Linked DNA regions of Homo sapiens: region 1 is linked to region 2. Evidence: chromatin loops called from intact Hi-C (ENCODE). Cell type or tissue: dorsolateral prefrontal cortex. All regions are shown on one strand.

Region 1 (8,000 bases), 620 kb after region 2:
GCCAGAATTGATATATTAATGTTTGCCAAAAAATGTGAAAAACTCACAGGTGCTTCCCAGTCTGCTGTGCCATTGGAAAATGTAGGAAGAAAAGACAAAAGAATATTGGCTGTCTCAGAAAGACTTCAGTAGGAATGGTACCAAAATTAAAAAGATTTACAAAAAAAAAAAAAAACTTAAAAAGATTAGGGGGAGAGCTGTACCATGCCCCTTCATGCAGCTGGCCCTCAGGGTACAAGCAACAAAGTGGCCACATGAGCAGCTGTTCTCACGTCAAGAGAAACCTGCTTAATGACAGTCTTGGTAGGAGAAGAAGAGCCTGTTCCAAAACTTGTTCTTTCTTAAAGTTAAGGCTCTTGATCTTTACTTTTCTCCTGACTCTTCAAGTTCTTCAGGATTATTTTTCCTAACTCAGAAGGTCTGCTTCAAATGCTGCTATTTCTTGTTGAGTTGGGGCAGGGGGCACGCAGGGCTAGGAATAGGAATTTGCTATTTATAATCTCCATGACCTCTATAAAGGTCATCTTTTCTACTCTATCATTAAGAAAGAAACAGGCTGTACTTTTTCTTACTCAATTCTGCTCAAGATTAGAGCTCTCAAAACAGATGTATTGAGACGTCATTCAGCAATTACAGGAAGGCCATTAGATTTTTGGAAGGAGCATTACTTTGTGGGACATTTAAGGCTTTCTTGCTCTCGACCATTTTGGCTGTTTCCAAGCTAGTGTTTTTCTGTTTGTTTGTTTGTTTTTTTGAGATGGAGTTTCGCTCTTGTTGCCCAGGTTGGAGTGCAATGACATGATCTTGGCTCACTGCAACCTCTGCCTCCCAGGTTCAAGCGATTCTCCTGCGTCAGCCTCCCAAGTTGCTGGGATTACAGGTATGCGCCACCACACCCAGCTAATTTTTTTATTTTTTAGTAGAGACGGGATTTCACCATGTTGGCCAGGCTGGTTTCTAACTCTTGACCTCAGGTGATCCACCAGCCTCGGCCTAAAGTGCTGGGATTATAGGTGTGAGCCATCGCGCCCGGCCCAAGCTACTGCTTCTTAATCGAATGTTTCCAAAGACAAGGTTGGGCATTTGCTTTAATTTTACCTTATACTCTGTTGTGCTTCCCATCTCCTCCTGCACTTTAACTCAGGCTCTGTGGACTGACTTAGGGTTTCCCAATATTCAGAATTTTCTCTTGGCTCTTAGAGGCAATTGCTCAGGCCCTTTTGACTACTGTTGTGGGGCTGCTCCTGGGTAGGGTTAGGAAATCATTGAAATTTGCCTACATACTATCAAGATTTCCCACAATCTCCCAAACCTTCCTATTTGCATCAGTCTTTGGCGCATCACTACCTTTCATTTATTTCCCCTAAGCTACCCAAAGCCTGAGTGCTACTCTAGACTTGCAAATTCTTTCCTGTATTAAGGGCAGTCTCATCCGCTGGTGGGTGAGGAACACAGGGTAACTATTTGGCATACTTGCCTCTGCTTCCCAATCCTGTGCCCAGAGCAGGCATCGCTGATCAGTCAGCCATGGCACGCATCCCTACTGAGTTGACTCAGCAGCAGAATATTTCTTAACCAGCACTTCAGACAACCACTACCAATGGATCAAGCCCAGCCATTGATTTAAGTTGAAGCTTAACTTGCTGTAGTGTAAAGGGATTGCTCCTATAAACTACATAGTTGAAATGGCTCACAAGTACAGTCTTAGGGTTGTTGTTTTGAGATTTATGATTTTAGAGTCTGCTTTCTGGCATCTCCCAGTCATTGGTCCCTTCTTAGTACAGAGCTATTTTCTCAACTGACCCTAAGTGTTACTGTCCTTTTAGATAATAATAGATTCCATATGGAGAGCCTATTATGTGCTGGGACCTAACATCTGTAGTATTTATTGCCATAGCAACCCTGCAGGTAGTTTTCATTATCCCCAGTTTACAAATGAGGCTCCAGGTGGTAAGTGACTTTGACTAAGTAGATGCTGGTAAGGGTGGGTGTTCAAACTCAGGGCTGGCTAGGCATAGTGGCTCATGCCTGTAATCCCAGCACTTTGGGAGGCTGAGGCAGGCAGATCACCTGAGGTCAGGAGTTCAAGACCAGCCTGGCCAATATGGTGAAACCGCATCTCTACTAAAAATACCAAAAAATTAGCGGGGCATGGTGCCCCTCTAGTCCCAGCTACTCAGGAGCTGAGGCAAGAGAATCCCTTCAACTCAGGAGGCCACGCCACTGCATTCCAGCCTGGGCGACAGGGTGAGACCCCATCTCCAAAAAAAACAAACAAAAACAACTAAAAACCCAGGGCTATCTAACCCCAAAGTCCGGATTCTGTCCACTGTTTTATGATACTTCCCTACTTCTCCTGTCAAATTCTGAGTTAGAGGAAGGCCTTACTCGTTCATGTCTGGGTAGAATATGATTCTTTCTTATTCAGGTCCCCAGGGACCTAAAGGAATCATGTTTAAGATTTAAAGGCTCCAAAGCTGAAAGATCCAAAGCTGAAAGATCTGTAGAGGCCTCAGTGTTGGTAGTTCTCACTTGCTCTGAATGGTCCTAGCATCTACTAGGTTTGAATTGGGGGCACCCAGGCAAAGAACTCCTCTGACACAGTGTTGGTAGAAGCCACAGAAGTCTTCCCTCCACTGCAATGGTTAACTATAATGATCTGATTGGGAATCAGCTCACATTTACTGAGTATCTGCTAGGGTCAGGATCTGTGCTAGGTTCACTGAGCTCATGTCTTCTGACCCAGTTTGTGGTCTTTGCACCACACCATGCAGTTGGCTCTTTATATCGCAGTGCTCAAAATACATCCACTCCTCTAGGAGATAGTGCAGAGGTACACACCCCTGTTGGGGATGAAGGAACAAGCAAAGAGAGGAGACTTTGCTTTTAGCTACACACTTCAAAGACATACAAACTATAAGGCAAAGAAAGATATCTCTCTGCAACTGTCCACATTAATTTGGGATTATAGGTCCAGGCCTGGAGGAAATTAGCTAGTCATTAAAGAAATCAGATGGGAATAAAGAACAGATCATGAGAAAAGTAGAAACTGTTATCTGATATGGATTCACTTTTTTAAGCTGTTGGGAATTCCTGGTACTAAAGCCTCTGTTAGCCAAATGCAGAAGTCAGTGAGCATTCCGAGGGACTTCAGAATCCAGTGCAGGGCAACAGATACATTGGACCCTTCTGCAAAGTGGTTTTCCTGGTAAAATCATGGAAATTAGTGAGGTCTAATCGTCACTCTACTCGTCACACACTAGGAAACACCGCTGGTATTTTCTTCTCTTCTATAGAGGAAGAAAAATAGCCAGAAAAGAATGGATAACCTTCATTCTGAGTTACATCTGACAAAAAGCCAAATGTAGGGCACTGGCCATGCCTTGAGTATAGTGACCATCCATCCCAGTTCGCTCAGGAGCCTCCCGATTTATGCTTGCTGTTCCAGTGCAATTACAAAAAAAACACTACTCTTTCCTCTAAAAAGTGTCCTGATTTTGACAATAAATTGACTATTTGATCACCCTACTTATAGAGCAGGTTTCAACTTACTGCTCCTTTGGCCTGAATACAATAAATTGGGCTGGATGTATTTCCAGGACTTGAGGAAAAGTTAGTCTGCACAGAAAAGCCATTTCAGCAAAAGAAGCCTATGCTGCTTATGCAATCTCCACACTATCCTTCTTCAATCTACCATACACACACATGCACACCATGTCCAGAATTGGCCAGCATTCTTAGGATAGTCTTGCACAGTTTTCTGAATCTCAATTCTGCTGCTAGATATTTACTGGATTCATAAGAAGAAGGTGCAAATATGGAAGCCTTGAGTGGATTTAACAGTGATCCCCCAAAAACTCTGCACTGAGCATTAGACCACAGCAAGAGGGGCTGTGGGCCTCTCAAGAGAGTCACAAATCAGGCCACTTGCTTGTCAAATGGGGACAGGTTGGCCCCTCTTCTGGATCTCAACAACCCCAACCTCAGATACTATCCCAGGATCCCTTTCCTATTCATTCCAAATCAGGATATTCAATTTCCTCATGCAGCCAGGACAAACTGGCCAGATTAAAAAAAAAAAAAAAAAAAAAAAACAATGGCCAAGAAAACTGAGATTTCTGGGCTACTTGCTGAAGAGTTGGCATGGCAGGAGTTAGGGCACTGTCACAAAAATGGCATTTCTGTTTGAATATACACCTTAAATCTTAGATCCTGTCACTTGCAGCTTTGAAAGTCAGTCAGAAAGATCTGGGGTGTTCCTATTTTCTTGTGAATGTGAAAATCAGCTCCCCCTAACACTATGAAGAATAAGAGCAAAAACAAAAAGGCTGGGACAAGAGTGTCACCTAGTGACAAAAGGATGCTTTTGTTAGTTTCTTCCAATAGAGCATCAAGAGCCCATGAAATGTGTCCAGTGCTTTATAGGGATCCTTTTATCTCATGTTCACAACAGAGAGGTGCTTTGGAATCAGAGATTTAAAAGAAATGGACCCTGTCCTCAACCACAGTTTGATGGAGGGCATTCGCATGTAAAAACAGAATTAAAATGGAATGTGATAACTGCTGGGATAGAGGCAATGTGGAATATTTTGGAGACAGACAAGGGACACCTTCTGGTGGAATCAGGAGAAGTATACATAGGTACTGAGCCTAACAATTAATTGGGTATTAGCTCCCTGCTCGGCTTACCTATCCCTATGCCAATTACACAAGGAGAGAAACTGTGAGGTTGAACTTGACACACACCATCCATTGACTCTCTTTCTTATGATGTACCCCTTGGTTGATGGCTGCGCTGTCCATTACAGTAGTCACTGGTCACATGTGGCTATGAGCACTTGGAACATGGCTAAGCCAGTAGAAGTGTGCTGGAAGTGTAAATTACACTCCAGATTCCAAAGATTTAGAATTTTTTAAAGTGTAAAAAAATCCCATTAGTAATTTTTATATTGAGTACGTGTCAAAATGATACTGTTTTGGATAGTACTGGATTAAAATAAATTATTAAAATTAACTTCACCTTTTTAATAAAAAAATGGCTCTAGAAACTTAAAAATTACATATGTGGTTCAAATTATATTTCTAGTGGGCAGCGCTGGTCTAAGCTCCAGTGGGAATTGTAACATATTGGAGTTTTGATGTTATTTCTTTAGAACTGGACTCTACTCCTGGCTCTGGCTATGAGAAAGCATTCTGGAGTTAGCCTTGCTCCACTACTCAGTAACCAGGATGAGCTTGACAAGTTTATTTAAACTCTCTTAACCTGAAATTTCTTATTTATAAAATAGGAACAATAATACCTGTGTGTTGTGAGCACAAATGAGATAATCCATATAAAAGAAGGCCTTCTGCCCCATACTTAACACATAATCTCTCAAAGTTTTTAAACAACTTTATTATTACTTGCATATAATTTCTTTCTTTCTTTCTTTTGAAAACAGGGTTTACTCTGTCACCCAGGCTAGAGTGCAGTGGCGTGATCTTGGCTCGCTGCAGCCTCCACTTCTCGGGCTTCTGAATAGCTGGGACTCCAGGCACGTACCACCATGCCTGGCCAATTTTGTTTTTATTTTTTCTAGAGATGAGGTCTATGTTGCCCAGGTTGAACATATAAGTTCTTGATTCTCTGCATTTTTAAATTAACAAATAATGGTACATGTTTGTGGAGTACAATGTGATGTTTTGATACATGTACACATTGCAAAATGAGCAAATCAGACTAATTAACGTATCTATCACCTCATATACTTATCCTTTCTTTGTGGTGAGAACATTTAAAATATGCTCTTTTGGCCATTTAAACATATGCATTGTTAATAACTACAGTGACCATGTTATGCCACAGATCACTAGAATGTATTCCTCCTAGCTGAAACTTTACATACCCTTGAACTAATATCTCTGCTTTCCCCATCCACCCTTCCCTCCAGCCCCTGGTAACCACCACTCTACTCTCTTCTATCAGTTTGACTTTTTTAGATTTTACAAATAAGTAAGATCATGCAGTAACATCTAAGTTCTTAATAAACATTATTAAGACTAGAATTTACTGAGTGCTTACAACTGCCAGGCCCTCTGCATGAATACACGCCTTTAATTTGTGAGGGTCCTGGTTATACCACCTGAGGCAAACAACTTCACCCTTCATGAGCCCCCATTTCCTCACCTCCACATGGGGATAGTTGGTCAGTAAGTGACTTCTAGGGAAACTTCCAGCTTTGACATTCTATGTGTCATCTGACATTTAAACATATTTCACTATCACATTAAGTATTATTCAAAGGCTCTGACTTCCAATGTTTCCTCATAGCCTTTTGTTCTTGTTTCTTCTTCCATGTCTTTGAAGAAATAGAATTTTGTTTTTCAGATTTCTTCTACTACCTGCATTTTTTTATTTCCATCATGTCCCCTTTCTCTGCTTATTTAAAAAGTCTGATTCTCTGTCACTCATTTAGACTTTGTCTTCAAATACTTGGTGTTCCTTGCTTGTCCATTGATAGCCAAGAAGGAGCCACTACGATGTTAACTAGAAACTACGTGGGTAGGTGGTACTTGCTGACTGAGAGGCGTGGGAGAGGACCTATTCTGTTGATTCCTAAATGTCAGTATCCGTAGGTCTTTTTTTTGTGGGAAGGGGTCTTTTCCTAGAGGGGAAGCCTCCACTTTCCTGCCTGATGGTGTGAGCCTGACAACTTGAGTTCTGGGAGTTGGCTGGGGATACTTCCCGCAGGGTCTTGCTGTTTCCATGTGGTACCTTACCTTCCATGGGAGGCCAGTTGAGTTGATTTGCACTTTTTAGCTTCCCCTGCTTCTGGCTGAGGTCTCAGATCTCTCTGGAACAGCAACAGTTATAATACATATAATGGCTGCTATTTACTGAGCACCAACTCAGTCAGGCATTGTCCTATGCAATTAACGTGGAGTGTTATCTGTTACTCCTTTCAACTCTGTGGGTAGGTATTATGATAATATTTCCTCTAATTTATCATGACATGGAGAGTTAACTAACTTGCTCGAACTCAGTCGTGGATCTAGCACTTCAACACACAGCCCATGCTTAATGCCACTTTACCACTTGCCCACCTGCTTTCTATTTTCCAAATTCTAACCTGTCCTGTCTGCTTTCAGCACCTCTCCTGTCCTCCCTGTCTTGAAGGACTTAAGTCTTTTCTTTTTTTTTTTTTTTTTTTGAAAGACAGTGGTCTCCCTATGTTACCCTCAAACTCCCTATGTTGCCCTCACTCAAGTGATCCCCTGGTCTCAGCCTCCCAAAGTGCTGGGATTACAGGCATGAGCCACCACACCCAGCCCTATTTCTTTACTACTATTTTAGTGGAGTTTCAGGAGACAGTGGAGATAAATGTGCAGGTGTTGTTCACTATACATAACCAAAGACTGAAATCACTTTTTGGATGTGGAGGCTATCGTGACTGGTCACAGTGACCAATGGATGGTCACTGTGAAACTGGGATCCCACTGCATCGCCTTGGCTTCTGTTTCTGCTCTGACTGCAATTGGATTCTGTGTGGCCAGAGAAGCCTTGCAAGCCTTAGCCCATACATGTCATGGTTGCCAACTTACCTAGAGCTGTTGCTGACACTCAGCATCCATCACTGGGGAAATGACTGGCCAGGTTTTAAGATCCAGAGCATGAAAGCATCAGATAAAGGAGACAGAACTGGAAGTGTTTCACTGTATGACTGAAAAATCACACATACATGTGAAAGGCCAGGATGATTAAAATCAAAAAGTGAATAATGGATGAGGTGACTACAGGTAATTTACATTTTATTCTGTCTGCTCATCTATTTTCCAGTTTTTCTACAGTGTATACATTATTTACCAAATGTATATTTTAAGATATTTTAAAATGTTCACTCTTTGATTCAGTCATTCTACTTCTTAGAAACATCTTAAAGTAATAATACAAGAAGTATGCAAAGATTTAGCCACAGGAATGTTTATTCCAAAAACGTTTACACTACCATTAAATTAGAAAA
Region 2 (8,000 bases):
GTCATAACATTTTAATCTCTCCAGGCCTGGGACAAGGTGGAAACCTACAGGTTCCCAAGGAGATTGTTTTCATCATTAGCATTTCAGCCAAAGCCTTAATGCTGCAAAAAGAAAGCATAATGTGGAGCAAGAGTTCCTGCTTTGGCCTATTCTGACTCTAGCTCTCCAGGGCTCTGATGAAGTCCATTGTGATCTAGCATTAGAAAAAAAATAAAAAATAAAAAAAATTTTTTAAAAAGCCTTCTCTCTTAAGCCTTGCTGCTATTCGTACTGGCTCAAAGTGCATGGTTTAATACTTGTAGCTATGAATACTTGCATATTTCCAAAGGCCTTACCGTACACATTTATTGGGAAAAATCTCTATTTTCTCCCAAGTGGGTTTGAGGTAAAAAGAATCCAGTAAATAGCTACGCATTTCATTAGACTGGATGAGGGTGTGGATTGCTGTCATTGTTTGCCCAAGTGAACTGCTGCTGTAAAGAAGCCCCTTACAAAATGTTACCTGCGGGACTGCTTTCATGTCTTCATTAACAACAGACACTTGGCATTAGTGAATCAACCACTGTGTTAATTAGAACTCAGACTTGCAGCCTATCCTCAGCTCATAGAATAAACACTGTTTTCCTTTGACCTAATTACAAGATGTTCTTAAACATCATCATTTTGTAAAAGAAACCATGACTACAAATTGCTTTGTGAACCATGCACATTGTTGGGACTCAAAATGTGTCTGCAGTTTGGAGAAAGTGTTTGCAGTTTGCCAGCAAAAATGCAGTCCATACGAAACAGTGGTGTATACAGGCAATGGGAATGATCTTTTTGCAGATATTATACACTTTTCTCTACCTTCCCTTACCTTCCGCATCACATAGCCCCTATCTAAAAAAAAAAAAGAAAAAAAAGAAAAAAAAAAAAGGTTGTCAGATCAGAATCCGAATAGCCTTTTATCTTATCAACAGATTTTATTTGGTAGGTTCCCCACAGTTGCTGGCTTTGGTGACATTTCAGATTAGGTTGTCATTTCTTCCCTTAAGCCCCAACAACAGCTTTCTATCGTCATGATTGATTAAAAAGCCCAGCAAACAAATAAGCAAATTGCTACACCACCACTATCAACCACGATAAAACTCAGAAACAAAAATATTTTCTTTAAGCCAAAGAGAGTTGATTAAATACCTCATAATGTACTGTGGGTCAGCTGTATTGGGCCACATTGGGTCATTATTGTAGAATTTTATTTTAATATGAACCCTGAGGGACTGTAATGCCTAGAGCCTTACTCAGCCCTGATCTCCCCAAATGCTCCAGTACCGTAAGGAAAAATATCTAGAGCAAGCCTGTCCAGTCCCCGGCCTGCAGGCCACATGCAGACCAGGACGGCTTTGAATGCAGCCCAACACAAATTCGTAAACTTTCTTAAAACATTATGAAATTATTTATTTATTTATTTATTTTTAGCTCATCAGCTATCATTAGTGTAGTGGTTTTATTGTTTTGTTTTGTTTTGTTTTGTTTTGTTTTGTTTTGTTTTGTTTTTGAGACGGAATCTTGCTCTGTTGCCCAGGCCGGAGTGCAGTGGCGCGATCTCGACTCACTGCAAGCTCCGCCTCCCAGGTTCATGCCATTCTCCTGCCTCGGCCTCCCCAGTAGCTGGGACTACAGGCGCCCGCCACCACGCCCAGCTAATTTTTTTTGCATTTTTAGTAGAGACGGGGTTTCACCACGTTAGCCAGGATGGTCTCGATCTCCTGACTTCGTGATACGCCCGCCTCGGCCTCCCAAAGTGCTGGGATTACAGGCGTGAGTGTAGTATCTTTTATGTGTAGCCCAAGACAATTCTTCTTCCAATGTGGCCCAGGGAAGCCAAAAGATTGGACACCCTTGATCTGGAGTATGAAAGAAAAAAACACATTTCAAGCGGCCTGTGGGATGCTGCCAGGAACCCCTCCGAGATTTCTAGTGCTGAGGACTCTGTTCTTCAACACACAAACCTCCTTCTGGGGAGGTGTTCTTGCTGAATATAACTACAGACCCTTGAGCAAAGGACTCCCTTACAGAAAACAGTGGCGAAAAGCTGAAATAATAACTGGGTAATATACAGGTTATTATACAGACTGGCATTCCAATACCACTCTGGAGAGCGTTGACATAGCAGTTCCAAAGACAATCTTTAAAAGTGTTCTGCCACAGGGCCACCGCTAGAGGGCAGAGCAGACCACTTCTGTTTTCAGACGCTTTCTCCGGAGGGGAAATTGAAAAGTTTCCTTTGAAGGATGAGCTGAATGCTGAGCAGACCTTCACACTTAAAAGCATTTCCACCCCTGCACTTCACCCTTCTAGGAGCAGAACAGTGGGTGGGCAGGCAAGCACTACTACGTAAATTGCATTGAAACAGGATTTCATTGGAAGAAAACACTCTTCCAGTGAAATCTGAAGTTTCATAACTTTGATAACTTTCATTTACTAAAATATTTCAGCCCTTTCCATGTGCCAGAGACTGTACTGAGAACTGGGGATATAAACACAAGTATTTCTTTGTTATTTTCCTCTATAGGTTTACGGTGTAGGTGGGCAGACAGACAAGTGAATTAATCAAGAGACAATAATGTCCCAAATGCAATATGAGCTCAAAGGAGGGGAACTGGGATTTCAGGTGGGGTGAGCAGATGGGATGGCTGAGAGTGTTGGAGGCTCAAAGGCCAAATCAGAAGTCACTGGGTGAAGGAGAGAGAAAAGAAAAAGAGGGAATTTTTTTTTTGAGAAACTGTTTTCTGTATAATAATATATAACCGAGAAAATTAATATCCAAATGCAAAATAAAAGAAAAAAGCCAATAGCTAGTACTAAAACCTGTTGTTTTTTAACCATAAACTTCTAGTTTTCAGAAGATTTGGGGTAAAAACAACTTAGGAAGAAAACAGCATAACCACGTTGACCTGAAATGAGCCCATCTGAATATCATTCCTATTGTGTAAGCAGAGTTACACCCGGGAATGCCACGAACCAGACTGGGTAGTCCTCTAGGAATGATGAGGGCTGATGGCTGCTATGTGAGGGTGGTCTCCTCACAGCAATCTTGTTGGAATGTCCCCATTCCTCTGACACACCACCAAATGCACCTGGAATGATGAACGCTAATGTGGTTCTCAAGCCATGCTACACGTTCACATCAATCAGGGAACTTTCAGATGTCCAGCTCTCTCTCTACCTCCCTGTTCTGATTCAATGTTTGAAAACTCTCTAGGTTATTTTACAGTGCAGTCAGGGTTGAGGCCTACTGAGTTATACACTGGTGATATTTCACAGGGGAAACATAAGATGACAGCTAGGGACGCGGGCAATATCATTTTCTTTTAGCACCAGGAAATAATTGAACCTTCTACTTTAATATTATGTGACTTTTTTTCTGAGATTACAATCTACACCTCAGTTTTGTTTGTTTGTTTGTTTTGAGATGGAGTCTTGCTCTGTCGCTCAGGCTGGAGTGTGGTGGGGTGATCTTGGCTCACTGCAACCTCTGCCTCCTGGGTTCAAGCGATTCTCCCACCTCAACCTCCTGAGTAGCTGGGCTTGCAGGCCTGCGCCACCAAGGCTAACTTTTGCATTTTTAGTAGAGACGGAGTTTCACCGTGTTGTCCAGGCTGATCTTGAACTCCTGACCTCAAGTGATCCACCAGCTTTGGCCTCGCAAAGTGCTGAGATTACAGGCGTGAGCCACCGCGCCCCAACTTATGTAATTTTTTAACTTGCACTTCAACACCTGAGATAGTTCGCAGGTAAAATACGTTATCACAAAGAAAACAATATGAAAATAGAAATGAGTATGCAGAGGGTAGATAATGTTGCAAAATGTTCATTTTTACCTTTTTCATTAGTCACTTTGTAATTTGTAAAGGGTCCCCCTCAGATAGGCATTGGAAAGCCCCTCCCTTTGGTCTCTCTCTTCAGAATCCTCTGGGTGCCTTTCTGCCCTTCCTTGAGAGTCCCAGCCTCATCACTGAATAACAGAGACAGATTTACCGGCTCCAGAGGCTCCCTCTTGGCTTCATCCTGGACTCTGGATGGCATCCTCTGCTGTGCTTTCTTATGAACGACGTGTGCTGACGGTTAGCAGTTTGGAATTCTTCATCTTAGAGCACCTACAAGGGCCAGGCACGGTGGCTCACGCCTGTAATCCCAGCACTTTGGGAGGACGAGGCGGGCAGATCACCTGAGGCCAGGAGTTCGAGACCAGCCTGGTCAACATGGTGAAACCCCGTCTCTACTAAAGTAAATACAAAAATTAGCTGGGCATGGTGGTGCATGCCTGTAGTCTCAGCTACTCGGGAGGCTGAGGCAGGAGAATTGCTTGAACCCGGGAGGCAGAGGTTGCAGTGAGGCAAGATCCAGCGCCACTGCACTCCAGCCTGGGCGACAGAGCGAGACTCCGTCAAAAAAAAAAAAAAAAAAGCATCCACACGACTGACAACCCTTACTGCTGGTACCACTCACCTCCAATTATTATGCTGACATATTACTTAATTTTGTCATGTTACTTTGTCTTTCCAAATAGCTCCTCTCCGTCAGGAGAGAGTGTGATGGGAGGGTGGAGAAAGATGTAAGAGGAGGTGGGGATAAGGGTGGTGAATCTGGCCCAGCCACATCTTTTTTTCAGCTTGCCAAGGGTGCTGAATGGGAGGTTAACGTCAAAAGGGCTGCATTCCGAACGAGTTGCTCCAAAGTGGTGTAGGGTGTACAGCAAGATTTTCTGTATTTCGGGGGCACTTTGACTCAAACTAGGGTTCAGGAAAGCCGCTGACCATTCAAGTTGATCCTCTTCTGGTCAAGAGGCTGCAGCGAGGGAGAACTCTAGCAAGAAACAGGAAACTGGAGGCCGAGAAATGGTGAGGGCTGGAGAATTCAATACTGGCAGCCCCTTGCTGCGGGAAGGCAGGGGAGCCGCTGCTCTGACACACTTGTGCCGCTAGAGGGCAGCGCAGGGCAGAGCAGCTACTCAAGCGCACCATTTGGGGAGCGCAGGATTTCAGCAGCTGGAGGAGTCACAGGGAAGCCATTCATAAAACAAGCATAGAATAAATTATCTAGCAAGGAAGGTTGCTTTGAAATATGACCAGGAAAAGGGTAGGCACCAAAGGTAACAATTGCTTTAATAACTTTGAGTAATGAGACTTTTTTTTTTTTTTTTTGACAGAGTATCTCTCTGTCTCCCAGGCTGGAGGGCAGTGGCGCGATCTCGGCTCACTGCAACCTCCACTTCCCGGGTCCAAGCGATTCTCGATTCTCCTGCCTCAGCCTCCCGTGTAGCTGGGACTATAGGCCCGCGTCACCTCGCCCGGCTAATTTAATTTTTGTATTTTTAGTAGAAACGGGATTTCACCATGTTGGCCAGGCTGGTCTTGAACTCTTGACCTCAAGTGATCCGCCTACCTCGGCCTCCTAAAGTGTTGGGATTACAGGCGTGAGCCACCGCGCCCGGCTGAGTAATGAGACTTTTCTGCAGTGAACATGGAAATAGGCTGCTTCAGAGGTAACGAGAGAAGGGAATTTTGAGATTATTTGAAACGGTGATTTATCTCAGTACAGACATGGCACATGTTCACTTCAGGGATATAAAATGAGCTAATCAGGGGCTACAGTGGCCTTCCTAAGTCTCATGAAACACTTCCAAAAACTTTCCATGCTTTCCCTAATTTTGTGCAGCAAACGATAAGAGACACTTAGGGACAGGGATTTGCTTCACATGAGAACTAGCCCAAGAAACCAACTACACGTGGACCACACAGACAGCATCTCCAAGAGTGATAGACAGTACTCAACCTCCATCGTTTCATTTTGATGGAAACAGAGTGAGTTTAAGGAAGGCTTTTGGTGAGCACGTGTTTTATATTTCTATTTCATAATGCTGGTATTTCTATCAGTCTTTCTGGAATATTTCTCCCCTAAATGCAGAGAGAATCAAAAGCAAGAAAAGTGGATTCTAGCTCTCAAAGAGTTTCCAGAGTCCTGAAGAAGCTGGAAAGTTATTCAGTCAGGTTCCTAACAGGAAGCAGATGGCATGCCCAAGGTAGGATCATTCTGGGATGGTTTATTTACTAATGCATGGGCAGAGTGCAAGGGACCCTCATGAGATGGTGCAGAAAGTAGCTCAGAGCTTTAACAGCAAGCTGTCACTACACCTGAATCTGAGGGAGGGGAGGGAGTACTCATGGGGTTGCTGAAGAGAGAGTCCGTGGAGAGAAGTCCAACTTGTAAGAAGGACAGTGATCTTAGGTTGCAGCCAGCCCCAGGTGACCACACCCTCCCCTCCTCTCCCTTCTCTCCCCTTCCCCTCCCCTCCCCTTCCCCTCCCCTCCCCTCCCCTTCCTTTCCTGTCCTTTGTCCTTTGTCTCCTTTTCCCAGAGGATAAGAGGATTGGTTGATACAATCCTTTCAGGTCAGACTTCCAGGGGAGACATCAAAATGGACATAATCCCACTTACCTGAAATAAGACATGAATGTAACTGCTACTACTTGTGCAGAGGTCCACCTGGCAATACTGCAGGCCCATCTGGGCAGCATTCAAAGAAACGAGGGCTAATGGCTGGCATGTAGGAATCAGTTCCTCAGAGCAATCATGGTAATAAAATAAAGTTGAACTCTGTCTAAATGCAGTTCTTTGTAAATATGTCTTTTCTCTGGCTGCTTTTAAGAGCTTCTTTTTATCTTTGATAATATGAAATTTGATTATGATGTACTTTGGTGAGAGTTTTTTTTGTAGTTTTATTTTTTTATTTTTTGCGTGGGGCCCTTCAGGCGTCCTGGATCTATGGAACAGCACACCACATCACATATCATATCACTTTCGGAAAATTCTTAGCTAGTATCTTCTCCCCATTCTCTTTTCTGTCCTTCTGGAACTTTAATATTAAATCTCCTCTTTTTTTTTTTTTTTTTTTAGCTTGTCTGTGATATTTCCCATTTATTTTGTGTCTTCGTACTATAGTCTGTGTAATTTCTTCAGATAATTCTCAGTACACCAATACTCTCTGCCTGCACCTAATCTGTTGTTCAGTCCATCCATTGAATGTTGTTTTCATTTGTTTTGTGTGAGGGCAGTGGGAGGGGTGAGCGTACAATTGTTTCTTTTGAAATCTACCTAGTCAGTTAACAGTCTCTTCCTGGTATGTAATTCTGATTTCCTAATTTCTTCCTCAAACTTCTAAATCATTTATATTCTGCAAACACTAACGTTAACATCTGAAATCTTTGTAAATGTGATTCCTCTGCAGGTTTTCTTAGCTAACTCCTGCTTATTGGACTTTGTTTCCTTTTTTTACAAAAAAAAATTATTTGATTCTGTGAGTTCATAGTTATTGGAGCATTATCTGCAGGAATGCTGTATGTCTGGGTTGTTGTTGGTTTACCCAGAAAGAATTTATGTTTGCTTTGGCCAGGAGCATAAGGGAGAAGAATGCTACCAGCCTGGTACTACTACTTTACCTTCTTGGCTTGGGATTTGGAGAGACCATGCAAGCAGTGTGAGTTGGAGCCCCAAACCTGCACAGAAGTTTTTTGGTGTTTGTTTGTTTGTTTGTTTTTGATACAGAGTCTCACTCTATCTCCCAGGCTGGAGCACAATCTTGGATCACTGCAACCTCCGCCTCCCGGGTTCAAGCAATTCTCCTGCCTCAGCTTCCCAAGTAGCTGGGATTACAGGCATGCACTATCACACCTGGCTTATTTTTGTAATTTTTTATAGAGACGGGATTTCACCATGTTGGCCAGGCTGGTCTCAAACTCCTGACCTCAGGTGACTGGCCCACCTCAGCCTCCCAAAGTGCTGGGATTACAGGCGTGAGCCACCACACCCAGCCGCCAGGAGCTTGTTCTTACTATGCGTTCTTAGGAGAGGTGGGTTTTGTTTGTTCGTTTGTTGTTGTTTTCCATTTTACTTAGAGGAAAGGTCAAGACCAGCAAAGTTTTTTACTTTCAGTCTTTGTGGGGCAGCCCTTTGAAATCG

Evidence for each region. Hi-C counts contacts between places; a loop is a spot of excess contacts. Peaks named below come from ENCODE experiments on the same cell type or tissue, not always from the same donor. Only the 100,000 strongest peaks of a DNase experiment are listed, where the experiment ranks them.
Region 1: a loop joins it to region 2, with 2.2 times the contacts of the local background. A loop is called at or near these places in 5 of 110 quality-filtered maps.

The regions. Positions count from the first base shown.
Region 1 is chr6:53,100,818-53,108,817 of GRCh38, reverse strand. FBXO9 (F-box protein 9) reads right to left here. Exons shown (of 13, transcript NM_033480.3): 13 at 7,945-8,000. Among named protein-coding and RNA genes, the nearest start is that of FBXO9, 39 kb to the right of the region's middle. In dorsolateral prefrontal cortex, a CTCF peak has its summit at 4,337 (motif pointing left); no DNase peak of the experiment used is centred here; H3K27ac peaks cover 116 bases.
Region 2 is chr6:53,722,976-53,730,975 of GRCh38, reverse strand. LOC124901334 (a long non-coding RNA gene) reads right to left here and starts at 4,205. Exons shown (of 3, transcript XR_007059620.1): 1 at 4,021-4,205. RefSeq lists an enhancer at 225-742. In dorsolateral prefrontal cortex, CTCF peaks have their summits at 1,979, 2,182 (motif pointing right), 4,766 and 4,965 (motif pointing right); DNase peaks (open chromatin) are centred at 2,205 and 4,965; H3K4me3 peaks cover 274 bases; H3K27ac peaks cover 1,356 bases.